Regions from separate parts of the Mus musculus genome. Here region 2 is linked to region 1. The links are chromatin loops, found by intact Hi-C in ENCODE. Cell type or tissue: left cerebral cortex. All regions are shown on one strand. Each heading gives the region's core, and the rest is flanking DNA. Links, peaks and the distances in the headings are about the cores only. Region 1 has its middle 18 kb from the start of Nek2. Region 2 overlaps Ints7 (integrator complex subunit 7).

Evidence for each region. Peaks named below come from ENCODE experiments on the same cell type or tissue, not always from the same donor. Only the 100,000 strongest peaks of a DNase experiment are listed, where the experiment ranks them.
Region 2: it touches region 1 in a loop (9-fold over the local background); 5 of 42 quality-filtered maps call a loop at or near these places.

What each region holds. Positions count from the first base shown.
Region 1 is chr1:191,799,716-191,807,990 of GRCm38, reverse strand. No RefSeq gene overlaps it. Among named protein-coding and RNA genes, the nearest start is that of Nek2, 18 kb to the left of the region's middle. In left cerebral cortex, for the core only: no CTCF peak of the experiment used is centred there; a DNase peak (open chromatin) is centred at 4,987; H3K27ac peaks cover 896 bases.
Region 2 is chr1:191,607,229-191,615,503 of GRCm38, reverse strand. It overlaps Ints7 (integrator complex subunit 7), which reads right to left. Exons shown (of 20, transcript NM_178632.6): 11 at 7,445-7,684; 12 at 5,003-5,140; 13 at 3,440-3,646; 14 at 2,295-2,489; 15 at 1,762-1,865; 16 at 857-925. Among named protein-coding and RNA genes, the nearest start is that of Ints7, 36 kb to the right of the region's middle. In left cerebral cortex, for the core only: no CTCF peak of the experiment used is centred there; a DNase peak (open chromatin) is centred at 4,957; H3K27ac peaks cover 1,782 bases.

The DNA of each region.
Region 1 (8,275 bases), core at 3,664-6,163:
GGCTCTGAGATTGCTTAGTGTCTGAATATAGAAAGGCTGACCCCATTTCTGGGACCGCCAGTGAGCAGTGCTCTTCGTGATGGAGATGTTCCGAAGGGGCTTTGGGACCCATAGGTTGGATAACCTGGGAGGGTTTGTTCTGAGCTTGTCTCTTTTCTTCCCCCTCACCCACCATGACCTTGATGTGAGCCCATAAGGGTGAAGCTGGAGCCCTGCATGTGGGACTCTCCTGCTTGAAGGTTCTTCCCAGACACACTGCAGATAAGAGTTCTCCTTAATGTGCGCTTAGAGGCTTTACCAGAGCGTAGAGAGGGGCTAGCAGCAACCAGACTGAATAGATGCACCTAAAGAAGACAGACAGCTCAGGGAGGTCACAAGCTGAGAGACTTGGGACAAGTCAGGAGGCTCTCCCCTAACCCAGGTTTTCCAGCAGCCCAGAACCTGACTTCGGTTCTTTCCCTGTGCTGTGAGCTGGGCTCTGCCATGCTCCCCAGCTTCACTCTGAGGGGTGTGTGCCTCACTGCAAACACATGCCCTGACAGAGTACTATACCTACCGGCCGCTTTTACCAAGGGCCCGAGCCAGGCCGAAGCTGGGAAATACCCCTTTTCCCTCTCCCCTGATGGGGGTTAGAAGCAGCCCACCTTCAGAGATGGCCTGGGAAGTAAAGATGGGTGGAGAAAGAACTTCAAGAACCTGGCCCAGTTGACAGAGTGCTTGCCTAGCACGCAGGAAGAAGCCTGGTGTCCAGTCCCCAGTCTGAGCGTGGCTGGCGACTCAGACCTGTAACTCCAGCACTTAGGAGGCAGAAGAAGAGGATTTCAAGGCCATAGAGTCAGTAGGAGGCCAGCTGGGCTACTCAGACTTCGGCTCAAAACAAACACTCAAAAAACAAAGCAAAAACAAACAAACAAAAACACCCACAACATTCTCAAAAAGTTGAAAGAGCACTGGAGAAATGGCCCAGCGGCTAACAGCACTGCTGCAAGACCCAGGCTCTGGTCTCAGACACAGACTGCAGGCGGCTCACCATCTCTGACTTCAGTTTCTATCACCCTCTTCTGGCCTCTGCAGGTACTGCAGGCACAGGGTGCACATACAAATATTTAGGTTGGACAACTCATCCACATAAAATAAATCATTTTGTTAAATGAAAAGAAATAAAGATGAAAAAAAATGAAGAAATGATGAAAAAAATGACCTGGTGCTTGAGTGATGGCATTGGGCCCAGACAGACCTGTGCCCCCGAGTGACCTTTTTCTCTTCCTGTGTCTCAGAAAGGAGGTGAAGAGTGTTGTATTCTTACCCATGATGGAAAGTTCCAGAAAGGGAGGCTTGAAATTCTTGCATGGCTTCCTTCCCTGGCAGCTCTTGCTCTTGACAGGGTGCAACATTCAAGGTCTATCCATGCTGTCCTCCTGTGAGCAGTGGGCCCTCACTGATGATACCTGTGGAATCGGAGGTGGGGTGGGGTGGGGACCTCATTTCAGCTCCTAGGCCCTCAGCTTTTCTCTCCAGCCTCAGGGGTCCCAGGGTGTGGAAGCCCACTGCCCCTAGCACCTGACCTTTTCTTCGCCAGCCTGAGGGACCACATCCTTGGGAGGTCTCCCCAGATCCTCCCCTTTCTGCCTTCCAACATGTCTCCCTCCTAGATATAAAAGTCTAACTGACAGAAAAAGATGTATTGGAGCCCCGACCCCAGGACCTCAGCACATGACCATCATGCACTCAGAACAGGATGCCCACAGTCAGTGTATTCAGCCAGATAAGGTCATTGGTGGGCTTTTACCCAATGGCTGTTGCCTTTCAGAAAGGGTCACACACAGGGAGAAGGAACACACAGGAAGACAGACCACAATGCAGCCACAGGCCAGGTATGTTCGTTATTTCTGTGCTGTCAAAAGGTACCCAACAAAAGTGACTTTACCTCTGGCGGGGCTTATCTGGCTCACAGTTGGAGAGTACAGTCCATCATGGTGGGGGGCAGGGCATGACAGCAGGGGTGAGCAGCTGTCCTGTAGCATCTGCAGTCAGGAACCACAGAGAGATGCATGCTGGAGTTCAGCTCATCTCCTCCTTTTGTTCAGCCCAGGACCTCTCCCCATGAAATGCTGCCGTCCACATTTAGGCTGAGTCTTCCCACCTCGATTAACCCCGTCTAGAAACACTCTCGGGCATGCCTGGAAGTTTGTCTTCTGAGTAATTCAAGATTCTGCCAAGCTGGTGGTCAATATTTACCATCACCCCCAGAGATGTCCAGCAGGGCACCACAGTCTCAGGAGAGGTCTAGGATTCTCCCACACTGCCCTCATCGACCCTGCCTGCCCTGAGCCTCTGACTTCTGTCATGTGAGCCACCCACCCACCCACACCTGCTGTTAGAGGAAAGGTAGCAAAGTGGATGAGCCGAGGTTGGGATCCACAGGCCACAGCTTTTACCTGCTCAAGGGAGCTGGGTTTGGGAAGGCAGAGAAGGCAGGTGGGGTTTCTTAGGAACCACCAGCAAGTTACCCCAGCTTCAGTCAACCAACCTCCTTCATCTTATCTCACTCAGTTGTCCTCTATCTCTCCTGGCCCTCCTCCTGGTCCTCCTGGTCTTCCTCTTTTCTTCCTCTTCCTCCCCCTCTTCTTCTATTTTAGTTCTTTAAGACAGGCTCTTTCTGTGTAGTCCTGGCTGTCCTAGAACTCACTCTGTAGACCAGGCTGTCCTGGAACTCAGGGATCCACTTGCCCCAGCCTCCCGAATCCTGGGATGAAAACTACATGTCATCGAGCCCAGCTTCTCATCTCTTCTTTATCTGCTCAGCCCTCTGTCCATTCCTTTCCCTGTCCCCGTCCCAAGTGTCAGCCACCATTCTAGATGTCAGGCACATAGTGGGGGACTGAAATAAGAGAGTCTTGTCTTCAGGGGTGAGAAGAAAGGCCATCCAGTCGCCAAACATAGCTGAAACCAGAGTAAGAACTACGAGGTGATATGAGCTGTCTGTGGGTTTTATTTCCTGCTTAGCCCTGACCCCAGTGTGCTTGAAGGCTGTGCCCCAATGGGGCCAGCTTGGCTCAAGTTAGGTCTAGAGTGACCATACGTGCTGTTAAGTGTGTTGTCCTGGAAGCTGTTTATGGAGTGTGACTGTGGGTGCTGATGTCTGTCCCCTCTGGAGGGCTCCCTGGCTGCAGGGGCTTGATTTCTCGGATTAAGACCGAGAAATGAACACAGCAGAGGAATGTGAGAGACCCAGGCTATCTGCTGGAGGTCTGGAGCCCCCTGTGCTGTAAGGTAGAATCCTCAGGGCCTGAGCCCTGGAGCAGCAGCCATGTGAGGGAGCTGTACTGGCTGGTTTGTGTGTCAACTTGACACAAGCTGGAGTTGTCACAGAGAAAGGATCCTCCTTTGAGGAAATGACTCCATGAGATCCAGCTGTGGGGCATTTTCTCAATTAGTGATCAAGGAGAAAGAGGGCCCATTGTGGCTAGTAGTCTTGGGTTCCATAAGAAAGCAAGCTGAGCATGCCAGGGGAGGCAAGCCAGTAAGGAACATCCCTCCATGGCCTCTGAATCAGCTCCTGTTTCCTGACCTGCTTGAGTTCCAGTCCTGACTTCCTTTGGTGATGAACAGCAATGTGGAAGTGTAAGCTGAATAAACCCTTTCCTCCCTAACTGGCTTCTTGGTCATGATGTTTGTGCAGGAATAGAAACCCTGACTAAGACAGGAGCTTTTAAGAATTTCAGGCTCTGACTATATCCAGACCTACCGACCTCTTCCGCCTGGCCAGTTGCTATACACCTTCTTGGGCATGGGGATGACCCTGCAGACTGGTGACACTATCAGACAAAAGCACAGCTCGGGGAATGTTTGAGAATTAGCCTCTGGCTTACTGACACTTGGTTTTCTTTACTAAAGGGTTAAAGATAGTCCCCATCTCAGGACTGACTTTTAAAACTGTGGAGATGACATTTGGTAATGCATGTCCGGTGCTGGGGCCCTGGAGCGAGAACCGCAAACATTGGCCAATTACAGTTTTATTATTTATTGTAACAGCGACCCTCCCCGTCTACAGCATCGGACACTTCCGAGATCAAATCTTTTGGGTAAATGGTGAGGTTATGATGCTACCTGGCTCTTGGCCTTCTGGGTGTGAGGGTTAATGGGACAAAGGTTGTCAGGAATCTGGATCTCAACTTGGTCTAGGAGCGGCAGCCTGTAAGTCAAGTTGCACAGGCAATCGGTCCCCAGACACCAGGCAGTATATCATTGTCCTGGGTGATCTGAACAAGGAAGGGCGTGAATAGGTAAGGCTAGAGATGAGGTACTCTGAGGGTGACATGATAAGGAGGTGTCTGTGGAAGAGAGGACCCATGTTTTTCCAAAGCAGAGTTTGCCTCACACCCACCAAGACCTTCCTGTGCTGGAAATAGTGTGACTTGTAACCCGAGTGCTTCCTGTTACCTCACGGAATGTGATGTGACCTGAATGAAGCTTCTGCCACTGCTGTGGACAACTGCCCAAGCGGGTCAGACAGGCCAAAGGAGATTTGCAAACCCAATGAGCTCATTTCTAGAACTTTCGTGTTCTGACCAACTCCCCTGCCAGTAACTTTTAAGGGATGATAATGCAGGGACCTTCCCCTGTCATTCAGACTTCTAGGAGGTGGCTGTACGTCATTCTGCAGCCTCCAGTCTTCTACAGCAGGCCCAGGCACAACCTTCACAGAAAGCAGTTTCCTCACCTCCTTCCAAGAATTCCCCGGGGCAAAGATGGCTGAGTCACTGGCCAGGTCAGACTCAAGCTCTTCCAAAGGGAAGAAAACAAGCCAGGGTGGGGACCTTGCATTCTAGGATGAGACCCTGGGAGGAAGGGACCTAGAGGTTTTCCCTAAGTCCTGAGATTATGTGCATCCCCAGTGCACTTGCCTGGCTGGGTTTAGACAGGCTCCCTGTGCAGTGGGCTCCAGGCTGCCAGCATATGGGAGTGCTCATCTGAGATTCCCACTAGGGCTTCCTACGTGACTGAGAAAGCATTCCAGTGAGCTATGTGCCAAGCAGAGGGGAGGGAAAGCTTTCGTTCTTTCGGGAACACACTCATTTAGCTACAAATGCTCCCTGGTTCTCCTGACTCCGTTGTCTGGATTCTTGAAAGCCACCTAAGGTTCTAAGAAGAAGGGAGACTTCTTGATTAATAGTCTGGACTATATCTTGAAGAGATGTGGTGTGAACTGTGATTTGAAGAGGAAATCCACCCCCACCCCCACCCCCAGTTATAGCTCTGACTCATGGGAAGTTGAGGGTGTCAGTGATGTGTCAGCCTCTCCGTGCACTCAGATCTAGAAATACCTGCTACACCTGTTTGGAAGAGGGTCAGATGTCGCTTGGGAACAGGTGTCCCTCCCTGCCCACTTTGCTCCTGAGAGAGCCTCACAGACAGAATTGACCCTGTTGCTCCACCTTATCCAAGCTTCTGACTCCTTGAGCACATCCTAGTCTCTTAGCCCCAGGCTTCTGGACTCCAGCCTCCCCTCCCCCACTGCAGCTTCCTCTACCTTTCTTCCTTCCCACAAGCATCCCCAGCACGAATCCCTCTCTCCTACATAAAGCCTGTCAAACAGCCGCCATGCTGACCCCCTGTGGGATGTCGTGAAGGACTAGTGGTCTCTACAGCTACTTAACTTCTTAGCAGAGCCATTGAACAGTCCCTGGTTAACCTCGGGACCGATTCCAGGATTGCCACACCAAGCCCTGAATTGCTCCCATAAAATAAATTAGCATTGTATTTGCATATTACCTACCTACTTCCTCCTGCATATATTAGCGTTCTCTAGGCAACTTACAATGCCTGTGCAGTGTAAGCCTACATTACCATTCCGAGGGCAATCCTAAGAAAGAGTTCAGGAGTAACCATAGCACATATTGAAAGATCCTGACAGAATGTAAAAGGACACAGAAGCCCTGAAATTGGCAAGATAGATGTCAGTGTTAGCAGAACTAGCTTCACAGATTTAGAAAAATAGAGGTGCACAATGCTCTGGCCACTCCTTGAACCTGTGTGTCTGCCAATGTTTTGACCGTTCCTTGACCCATGTGTGTGCCCACGGATGAAGCCCATTGCCAGGTGTTTGTGATATTGGTTGCTGGGAAAGAGTCAGAAAATCTCCCCGGCCAATCCTGAGTTGCTACACCTGCATCAGACTCTTTCCTTGTACCCCTCCCATACCCATTTCTTGAGAATAGACATTGTTTAGATCTGGAAATCCCCTACTCTCCCCCTCTCCTTCCCCCCCCCCCGAGGGCCTAAAAAACTGGGACCTCTTTCCCCTCGAGGTCGACTCCTCTACCCCTGCGTGGGATATGAGTCGTCCCCCAGAGCTCTGGCTCCCCCCCCCCCAATAAAGCCTCATGTGGTTTGCAACAAGCTCGGTCTCTCGTGAGTTCTTGGGTGTCCGCTATTGTCCTGAGGCCTGAGTGAGGGGCTCCTTTCGGAGTCTGTCAATAGCAATGCATAACACGTAAAAGAGAGTTTCTGTCCAGGGTTGGCTGAACCTTTGGGTTGGGAGGGCCCATTACACCAGAGCAGTGTTCCCACCGCCTGGGCTTCAGTCTGCTCTCACTTATTCTAGGTGTTTGAGGATTTAAAATAAATAAATAAATAAATAAATAAATATTTTAAAATCTCTTTTATGTTTGGTTGGTTCTAGGCGATCTCATAGAAAGTTTTTTTTTTGTTTTTTTGTTTTGTTTTGTTTTGTTTTGTTTTGTTTGGAAAGGGTTACAACTATGTAGCCCAGGCTGGCCTTGAATTCACAATCCTCTTGCCTTCTAAGAGTTAGGATTACAGGTATGTTGCATTTTTGAGGTACAAAGACCATCCACTATGCTGTATGAGTCCCTGTTTCCTGTCTATAGATGTCTTGCCAAAAGGAAATCCTCAGAAATGTTGATATATACTCCAAAAGGCAAAAACCTCAAGGAATTACGTAAAACAAGCCAGTCACAAAAGGGTAAATGAGGGATTTGGCTAAATTGTTAGAGCATTTGTCAAATACACACAGAGACTGGGTTCGGTCCCCAGCACTCCTTACAACAAATGTGGTGGAACTAGCCTCTGATACTAACACTCAAGAGGTATAGGAGCAGGAGTTCCAGGTTCAACAAGCCAGGGTGGGGACCGTGCATTCTAGGATGAGACCCTGGGAGGAAGGGACCTAGAGGTTTTCCCTAAGTCCTAGCTATATAGCAAGTTCAAGGCCAGCTTGGGATATACAAAAAAACCCTGGCTAAGAAAGAAAGCAACGACAGATAAATATAACACTTGGATCATAGGAGGTATGTAGACTTCCCACATTCATGGAAATGTGCCAGAGTGGTGACCTGTAGAGCAGAGAGGTGAGGGATGGAGTCACTGTTGTAGAGTCTCCATATTGGAAGACAAAATAGAATTGCATATGGGATCTACCATAGAGTGTATACCCTCAGCACTGTCCACGATATACTAAGATGTGTTAGGTTAACAAATTGTCTATTATGCTTATTTTTCCAGAAGCAAACATTGTTTTAAGGACTGAGTGTAGCTTCATGGTGGAGCACTTGCCTAGTGTGTGTGAGATGTGAGACCAGAAATCCCACTCTTAAATGAGAAATCATTAAAATCTCCCCACAGGAATACCGTAAAGGTTTGCTGTGTCAGATGATACATGAAAACACAGCATTAATGTGTTGAGATCAGAAAGGGGTGTGACTTGATGGGCTACTGGGACTTGGTTTTATGTGAGTCTCTCAGGTGGTGCTGGTTTTGAAAGCATGAGGGGGTCATGGAGAGCAGCTGAGGCTCGGTACCGTGAGAAGACAGGAGAGGCTATTGGTGAATATGGAGTCTCAGTGGAAGCAGAAGACCCAGGATTAAAAAGGTCACGGAGAGAATTTGAGTCTTTGGCACCATGTGGGAGTGTTAGAGTCCCTGAAAAAAGCCCATGGTTGTTAAAGATGCAACGCAATCAGAACAGACCCCAGCATTTTGGAAATACCATGGGACAGTTGCTAAGGACAGCAGTAGCTGTGGAGTAACTGAGCCTAGGACTCTGCTGTGTGTGCTGTGGCAAGCTTTTGGGAGCCTAGAAGATTGTGAGTCAGACATTTAGCTTCACACTGCTAGATTTTGGGTTTGCTTTGCTTTGAAAGTAACTGGGTCCTGATTTTTCTCTTCTGCTGTAGGAAATATGTAACTTATTATATTTTTTAATTTTATTTTAAAGAGCCTACAATTAAGAGATTTGAAATTTTAGAGAGAC
Region 2 (8,275 bases), core at 3,732-6,231, 190 kb after region 1:
ATCTGACTACAAATGACATAATTCTTAGCTATTCACATGAAGGCTATTTGTCACCATACAGGAAAGACACTTGAGAAAGGGCCAGCAGGTAACATACTGATATGACATCATATAAGTAACAGATGGAACACAGGGAGCAGGTTAGCAAATCACTTGGTCAGCATGCCATTAGACCTGGGGATGGCTGAAGAAATGCTATGAACGGAAAGCCTGGAAGTGAAAAAAAGCACTGGACGGAGCGGGAGCTGCTGGGACAGAGCTAGGAAAGCTTAGCCTAGATTCCTTCCTGTCACCTTCTCTGAAAACATTTCTGACAGAGATAAGACAAAACTCTGCAGTCCTAAACACACTGGAAGTGTGTGCAGTGCAGGCAATCCACACCAGGCACATACGTGCTAAAAGTCCTTTAAACCTTTCAGTGAGGCACTACGTGTCATCTGCTCATTCTATCTCCGCTGCCTGGGCAGAAGGAGTTGTGCCTGCAGCTTACGTACCCATGCCTTAGTGAGAACAAATATACTCCCTGAGCTAGCAGTGAAAAGACATCTGTGGTCATATCTGCCTGACTCCAGGGCTCTGTAAAACACTTTAAATGTCATTAAGACAAGAAATAAAACTATTACAATGGACACACTATGTGGAAGAAAAATATCTGTTTGGCTGAGACTGACTTTCTACCGTGCAAGGCTGAGCTCTCAAACACTGAACTGGCAAAGTGGTACGGCAAGGCTTGCATGCAATGCAATCTCAGGTCTCCCCAGCAGCTTTCCTTTCCCCTCTTCCTCAAACCCTGGTGCGATCGTTGGTCCCGTAACAATGCACCCGACATTATATAAGGCAGCATCATCCAACTTACCTTGCTGATTCAGGATCCAAAACCAGGGCTTCTATGGCATGAGCTATCAGTAAGCAGCTCTGCTGCTGGCTACAACAGTGTTAAGTCACACACAAGAACAGAAAGACCACTACACACTTTTGTTACAGAGCATTCATTACGTTCCAATCAATCAATCAATCAATCAATCAATCAATCAATCAATAAAAACTCTAAGAACTAACTCATAAGCCTGACAACTTCACAACAGTTTCTTTTTTCCCTTCTTTCCAATGAGATCAGAAATTGCTAATAAGAAAATATGGATGGCTTCGGGAGTTGAGGGAACAGATGTAGCAGTGACCACAACAAAGGACAAAGGAGATGGAACCAGTGTGCTGTGCTGTGGCTGTTTAAGGGAGCCTTGCTGTGTTTCCAGCTGGCTCCCATCTCCTGCCTCATGTGTCAGTCTCCTTGGTACTGGGGATGACAGGTTTGTATCATTGCCCTGGGTAGAACTAGGGGCTGTGGCAGTTCTTCTCTAAGGTAGACAAGACCACCAGGAAGTCATCCCTTTAAAAAAGATTGGCTTAAGTTTAAGAGTAAGCTTAGCCAAGCAGTGGCAGTGCACACCTTTGACCTCAGCACTCAGGAGGCAGAATATAAGCAGATCTCTGAGTTTGAGGCCAGCCTGGTCTACAGAGTGAGTTCCAGGACAGCCAGGGCTGCACAGAGAAAGCCTTAAAAACTTAAAAAAAAACACAACACAACAAAACAAAAAGTTCAAGAGTAAAGTTATTTTACTCCTACTCAATTTCAAAGGAAGAAATTACTAGTTAATTGTAATAAATATTAGGATTATCTATTCCATTTTTAGTTGAGCAAATTTACTGTACATTTCAGAGAATACTTCCCAAGAACAAGGAATCTTAAGAAATATAGGATACAGTTCTACATTCCTCAGAGTGGCCGAATCTGCATCAAAGGATGCCTGATAGAGATCTCTGTACCGGGAAGCAAGGCTTCGGAATTCTTCCATGGACTGCTTCATCTACAAAGAAGGGGAAAAACAAATTAAAGCACAGAAAATTCATCCTTGAAAACAGTTCAAATAAAAATTGAGTTGTCATTTCCATAACTTTATTACACAAAATCGACAAAGACGGCTAATGAAGTTCTAAGTGTTCACAGGGTATATTTACTTATGACATCTAGAGACAAGACACTTGCATTTTCCTTTCTTCGAGCTTCAATAGGATAACTAGTACTTTTGTAGATATTCCCAACTCTTTAACGTAATTCCACTCTTCCTGTACAACACACAGCACTGGGATTGTTTAAAGAACACACCATCCTATCCGGCCAAACATTGAGAGTGAGTACTTGACACATACCATTGACTTTAATTTGTATAACCTTTCATCTTCAAGAATCTCTGAAGTATAAATATCATGTAAAATGGAGAGAAAAGAAGACATGCCTGATTGGAGATCCGGCCGCACCTCTGAAGATCGTTTCCTAAGGTCATGGCGATGGTGGTGGCGATGGCAGGGGGAGGGCTTGTCTTCAGGCTGTTACACGTGCAAATGAGCTGCGAGAAGGCTTGGAGGAGATCGATCCGGAGCTTTACAAACTCACACTGAAAGCTCAAAGGATTCAGCGGTGTGCTGGCGGCCTGGGATAGAGAGAGGGGCTTCATGCAGTGTCAGCGCCTCGTTCCCAATGCTCAGGGAGGAAGTGCACTAGGATGGAACGCACATGCGCAGACTAACGTTTCCTATCTCTTCCTCACAGAGCACAGGAGGATGCTAGCACAACACAGCATTACAAGGTGCCTGGAGATGATCTGAAGCACAAGAGGCGTGTTCATGGAGCGCATGTAAAGGCTGCACCTTTCTTTTTAATGGGGGTCTTGAACATACAAGGATTTGGACATCCGTGCCTACGTGAGTGCGTTGGAATCCACCTTCCCGGAAGCCATGGGAGGACTGCATGCGTCAGTTTATGCACAAGTCATAATAACCCGATAGGTAAATACCTAAGCTACCGTGTGACAGATGTAACAACGTCGAGAAACTCACTACGGGTAGCATCGCCTGACACCTGAACATCTCACTGACATTCAGAGGCTCATTGCTGCCTAAACTTAGCATGTTACTTGCTCAGTCATTCCTAAGACAGCACAGGAGGCTTAGACATTATCACTGCAGAGAGAGGGGTGGGGGAGGGCACCGGAGAACGGATTACCACACACAAATGTTCCAAACATTACAAACACCCTACAAAACCCTCTACTTGGTGAGCAGTCAGACAGAAGAGAGGAGGATGGGGCGTGCTTGGTGATGGGATGGATGGCAGCAGGCTAGAGTCTTACTGATTAAGAACGTGGAGGAAGGAGCCTCTCTCCACAGCACTTACCATTCTGCCTCAAGTCAGCAATTTTCTGTACATGTGGTATAAAAGAAGTTTTCACCAACTAAGAATACTAACAAGAGTTTTATTTCTGTGTATATGTATTTTCTGATATTGCCACCAGGTTTCACAAGTTGTCAAAAGAGGATAGATAAGCCAAGGCAGAGAGACGAGCATCCTACCCCAGTCACCACGACCGGGGAGAGGACTCACCGTTAGGGAGGCGATCCCTTTGTGGTAGAACTTCAAAGACTCAGCAATGCAGGAAAGTGCTGAGCTGAAGCTATCCTCCTGCAGCCCAGTCAGACACTGCTCCGCATGGGAGAACTCCTTCAGACTGTTCAGCCAGAAGTAGAAGTGTTCTGATGCAACCTGCGTCAGCAAACTCTGGTAAAGCTCTCGAGCCATGTCGTGGTTGCCCTAACAAAAAAAGAGGCCAGGGTGAGGCTCTACATTCAGCAAGTAAAAGAGAAACCCAGAATAAGCTCAAAAATCACATCTCATATTACATAACTCCTTAAGACAGTCTACTTCTTCAGAAAAAAAAATGCCGAGCTGCTTTTTATATAACACAATGCCTCAAGTTCTTTACTAAAACTAAAAGCCCCAGTGGGAAAATAACTGGAGTGAATTGTAACTCAAGTCTAGAATTTTAGTGTAAAATACAAAAAGTACCTGTGTGTCATTTTTCAGGAGCTATTTAGGAGGCAGAAGGTGAATGGCACTCAGGACCTTAGAGGCACAGATGCCCAAGATCCCGGCACGCCCTTACAGTCAGCATTGCAGTCTATGCTCCTGCTCTGACCACCAGAGCCGTGCCCCACACTCTGGTCTCTGGACTAATTATGCTTTGTATTTCTTTTTTTTTTTTTTTTTTTTTAAAGATTTATTTATTTTTATTATATAGAAGTACAGTGTAGCTGTCTTCAGACACTCCAGAGGAGGGAGTCAGATCTCATTACGGATGGTTGTGAGCCACCATGTGGTTGCTGGGATTTGAACTCAGAACCTTCGGAAGAGCAGTCAGTGCTCTTAACCACTAAGCCATCTCTCCAGCCCCATGCTTTGTATTTCTTAAAGAAATCCAATGATAAGGTTGGAGAAAGAATGAGAAGAAAATATGTGCTGATAAATAATGACAGAAACAGCAGGTGGGAAGAGGTCCTGATACCACAACCTATAGCAAAGTGTACGTGTTGCTAACAACGTACGGACACAGTGTGCGCCGTCACCTACTTATACACTTACTACAGCTTATGAGGAAAGTTAAGTTAGGACAGTGCCTTTGCCATCCTCAGAGAGCCTAAGTAACAAGCAAGTCTTGAGAATGGCCCCATGGGGCAGGTTTGAATGCTCGGTCCTCAGGGAGTGGAGCTGTCTGAAGAGATTACAGGGATTAGGAGGTGTGGCTTTGCTGCAGTAGATGTGTGCCTGGGCTTGGGATATGAGGTTTCAAAAGTCAAGCTAGGCTCAGCGTCTCTGTCTGACACCTATGGATCAGGATCACACTCGCAGGTACTTCTCCAGCACCTCCTGGTCATAACCACACCTCCCACCATGATCAGACTAACCCTCTGAAACTGTGAGCCAGCCCCAGCTAAATGCTTTTCTCTTACAAGAGCAGCCTTGGCCAAGACGCCTCTTCACAGCAAGAGAACGCTGACTAAGACAACTTCCATATATACTTTGAGTTCTGACTATAAAAATGACCACATCACTTATAGTGCATGTTCTAACATCCCACCAAACACCTCCACTCAATAGGGAAGCCCATACCATTCTGGAAGCCTGCCTGGCAATCCGGTACACGGTCCACCCACTGGAGACGCTTTCAAGCTGCTGCTTGATTACCGCCTTCACTTCTGCAGACAATGCTTTCTGGCTGGCTACGAAAATCACAGTAGCCAAACTTACCTAACAGAAAACAAGTAAAAAAGACACGTAATTTTATTCAAAGACAAAGACAAAAATTAAAGATCAGCAAAACAGAAGAGAATTTAGGGCCACTGAGACGGCTCATCAGGTAAACATGGCTGCTGCCAAGCCTGATGACCTCGGTTCAATACCTCAGCCTTCCACAGTGAAAGGGAAGTTGTCCCCAGACCTCCTCATGCGCTTATGCACATCACACCAAATAGCTAAGTACGATACAAAGGAACAAAGTGGACTTACCTTCTGTTGATATTTCATTTATCATGTTTAAGTCATTAAGCAATGTATTCCTTTTACTCAGAGCACTGCTTATAAAGTAACTAGGAGAAAAAGGCTCACAATTAAGGAAAAATGAATTATGATATAGTCACCCAGTGAAATCCATCAGTGAAATAAACCCAGAGATCAATATAAATTACTAGCAAGGAAGGCAAACGGTGAAAGTTGACTGGCAGCATAACCTCTGCACAAAGCTAAGACATGCAAAGCAATGCATATGCTGAGGTCACCCAAGTGCAAGTGCAGTGCACAGAGGAAAGACAGGAGGAGGAGTTAACATAGGGAGTGTGATGGTTCACCTTCACTTTCAATTTGACTGGATTTAAAATTACCATGTATGCTGGATAGCTGTGTTAGGTTAAAGTCATTTGAGAAGAGGGAACCTCTGTAAGATCAGGTTGTAGACATACCTGTAGGGTAATTTTTTTCTTAATTAGTGATTAATGAGGAAGGGCCCAGCCCATTGTGGTAATGCCATCCCTGGGATGTTGGTCCTGCGTTCTATAAGAAAGCAGGCTGAGCAAGCCATGAGGAACAAGCCAGTAAGCAGCATCCCTCCATGGTCTCTGCACCAGCTCCTGTCTCCAGGTTCCTACCTGGCTTGAGTCCCCACCCTGATTTCCTTCAATGATGAATAGCAATGTGGAAGTGTAAGCCAAACCAACCCTTTCCTCCCCAACTGGCTTTCTGGTCTTGACACTTCATCCCAGTAACTAACACCCTAATTAGGACATCATGGGCTCACACCTCAGGTTTCTCCAGAGTTTCACCAAGGTGGGATGACTTATCCTCAGCAGGGACAGCACATGCCGTGGCTGAAACCCTGGACCGATGACAAAGATTACACACGGGGTGCTCATCATTCTCTGCTTCCTGGCATCATGTGATATGGCCACCCTGTGAGGCTCCGGTGGCCACGCCCTCCCCGCCATGCTGGACAGAGCCCTCTCAGACTGTGAGCTCAATACCACTCCTTCCTGAAGCTGCAGACAGGGTGGAGCAGAGCTGGGGTAGATTTAACTCTATACCTAACACTGTTCTCATCTTTTTTGAGACTGGGTCCAGCTGACCTACAACTCACCATGTTGACCAGGATGCCTTCGCTCTGCATCCCTAGTGCTGGATGAAAGGCATGCATCACAATGCCCGGGCTAGCATTGTTTCCTTCAGCAAAGTCAGATGCAAACATTTTACTGTATTCTTTCTTAGATTAAAAACAAAAAACCCCTCGTGTTTTCTTTTTAAAATTGGCTTTAGTAGTGCTAATAAAAAAGGACAGAGATCACTAGCTCAAATGCCACTTCAATAAAAAACAAACCTGGCTGACATACTATACAGCAAGCCAAAGACTTTGAAATATCCAGCTCTAAACAGAGTGTTTCCATCAAATCCCTCCCTTTATGTCTCAGAGAACCCTCAGAAGAGGAGACAGAAAGAATGTAAGAGCCAGAGGGATGGAGGACAGCAAGGAAAAAAAGGTTGTCTAGACCAATATGATCAAAGCACACATGAATTCAGGGTCCAAGGCAGCTCGCAAGGGTGTGCACGGCTAAGGTTCTGCACTAGATCCTTTGTGTGTATGTTATGGCTTCTAGTTCAGCATTTTTATCAGATTCCTAAGAGGTTTAACTTTTAGAAAAAGCTCCTGGTAGCTGGGAACAAAGACTCACGACTGTAATCCCAGCCAGTGCTTGTGAGTTCAAGACAAGAGTACTGCCCTGAGTTCAAGGCACACCTGCACTACACAGTCACACTCTGTCTCAAAAGAAAACAACAAAAGTTACTGGTACTGCCTTAATTTTAAATATTTTTTGTAGTACTGTGATGAAAGCTAGGGTGTTCTACATGTTGGGCAAACACTGTACATTGCACTATATCCCCAGTCCTGCAGAATTACGTTAACCTGTTTGCTTTTCAAATAAAGTCCAACATTAGTGCTGGCATTCTTAGGTATCTGCCAACAGACTAGTTCCTAGTCATTTACAGCAGGAAAAAGCAGTTCCTTACCAGAAGTTCCTGTTGCTTGTCTGTGGCTGATCGTCCAATCACCTTGTAGAGCTCCACGAGGTCCCCAAGCATTCCATCGCCCAGTACCGGGAGCTGCATGGCAATGGCTGCCAGGCAGTGGCACATGAGGATCCGGGCAGCATCCTGAGAGCTGTGCAGCTGAGTTAGCAGAGTGTCAACCACTGACCTGCTCAGATGGGGCCGGCCCTTGGCCAGCTTCACCATACAGCTGAGAGCACTCTGCAGAGAGAACAGCCTGGTTACCCCTGAGTGGAGGACTGCCGAGCCTGCACTGAGGCTCTCGCTTCAGTCCCCAGTACTGCAAAGGGGCAAGAGGGAGAGTGCACTGCTACACTTTAAAGAGCACCTTGTTTAAGTTATGGGGACTCACGGGCACGTTCTTTGTAGGTTCACCATTTTTCTCCATAAGCAACACAGGATTCTGAATCCCACACCAGTGAAGTGTGCTATGCTTAAAACATGTCCAGAATTTCAATAGGCAGATGAAAATCATGAGGCTAACCCTAAGGAGGCAGAGCTACAGCACTTCCCAGGACCTGCTTCTGCAGAGTGCTCGGAAACCACCCACAGCAGAACTCAGGATGGTGACGGACGCTAGAATGTTTATGAGGCCACTGCTCCGCATAGCACATGCATGTTCGGTTTACTGATGACTTGGTTTCAGACGCCCTCAATGACTTTGTGAGCATCAGTATGGGAAGACGCTTCTAATTTTCTCTTATTTATTGCTCAGCTGAAAGTTAAGAGCTGACAGCTGCAGATTTTCTCTGTTGGGCCTACTTTATGACCTATGTGTTATCCTAGCTAACA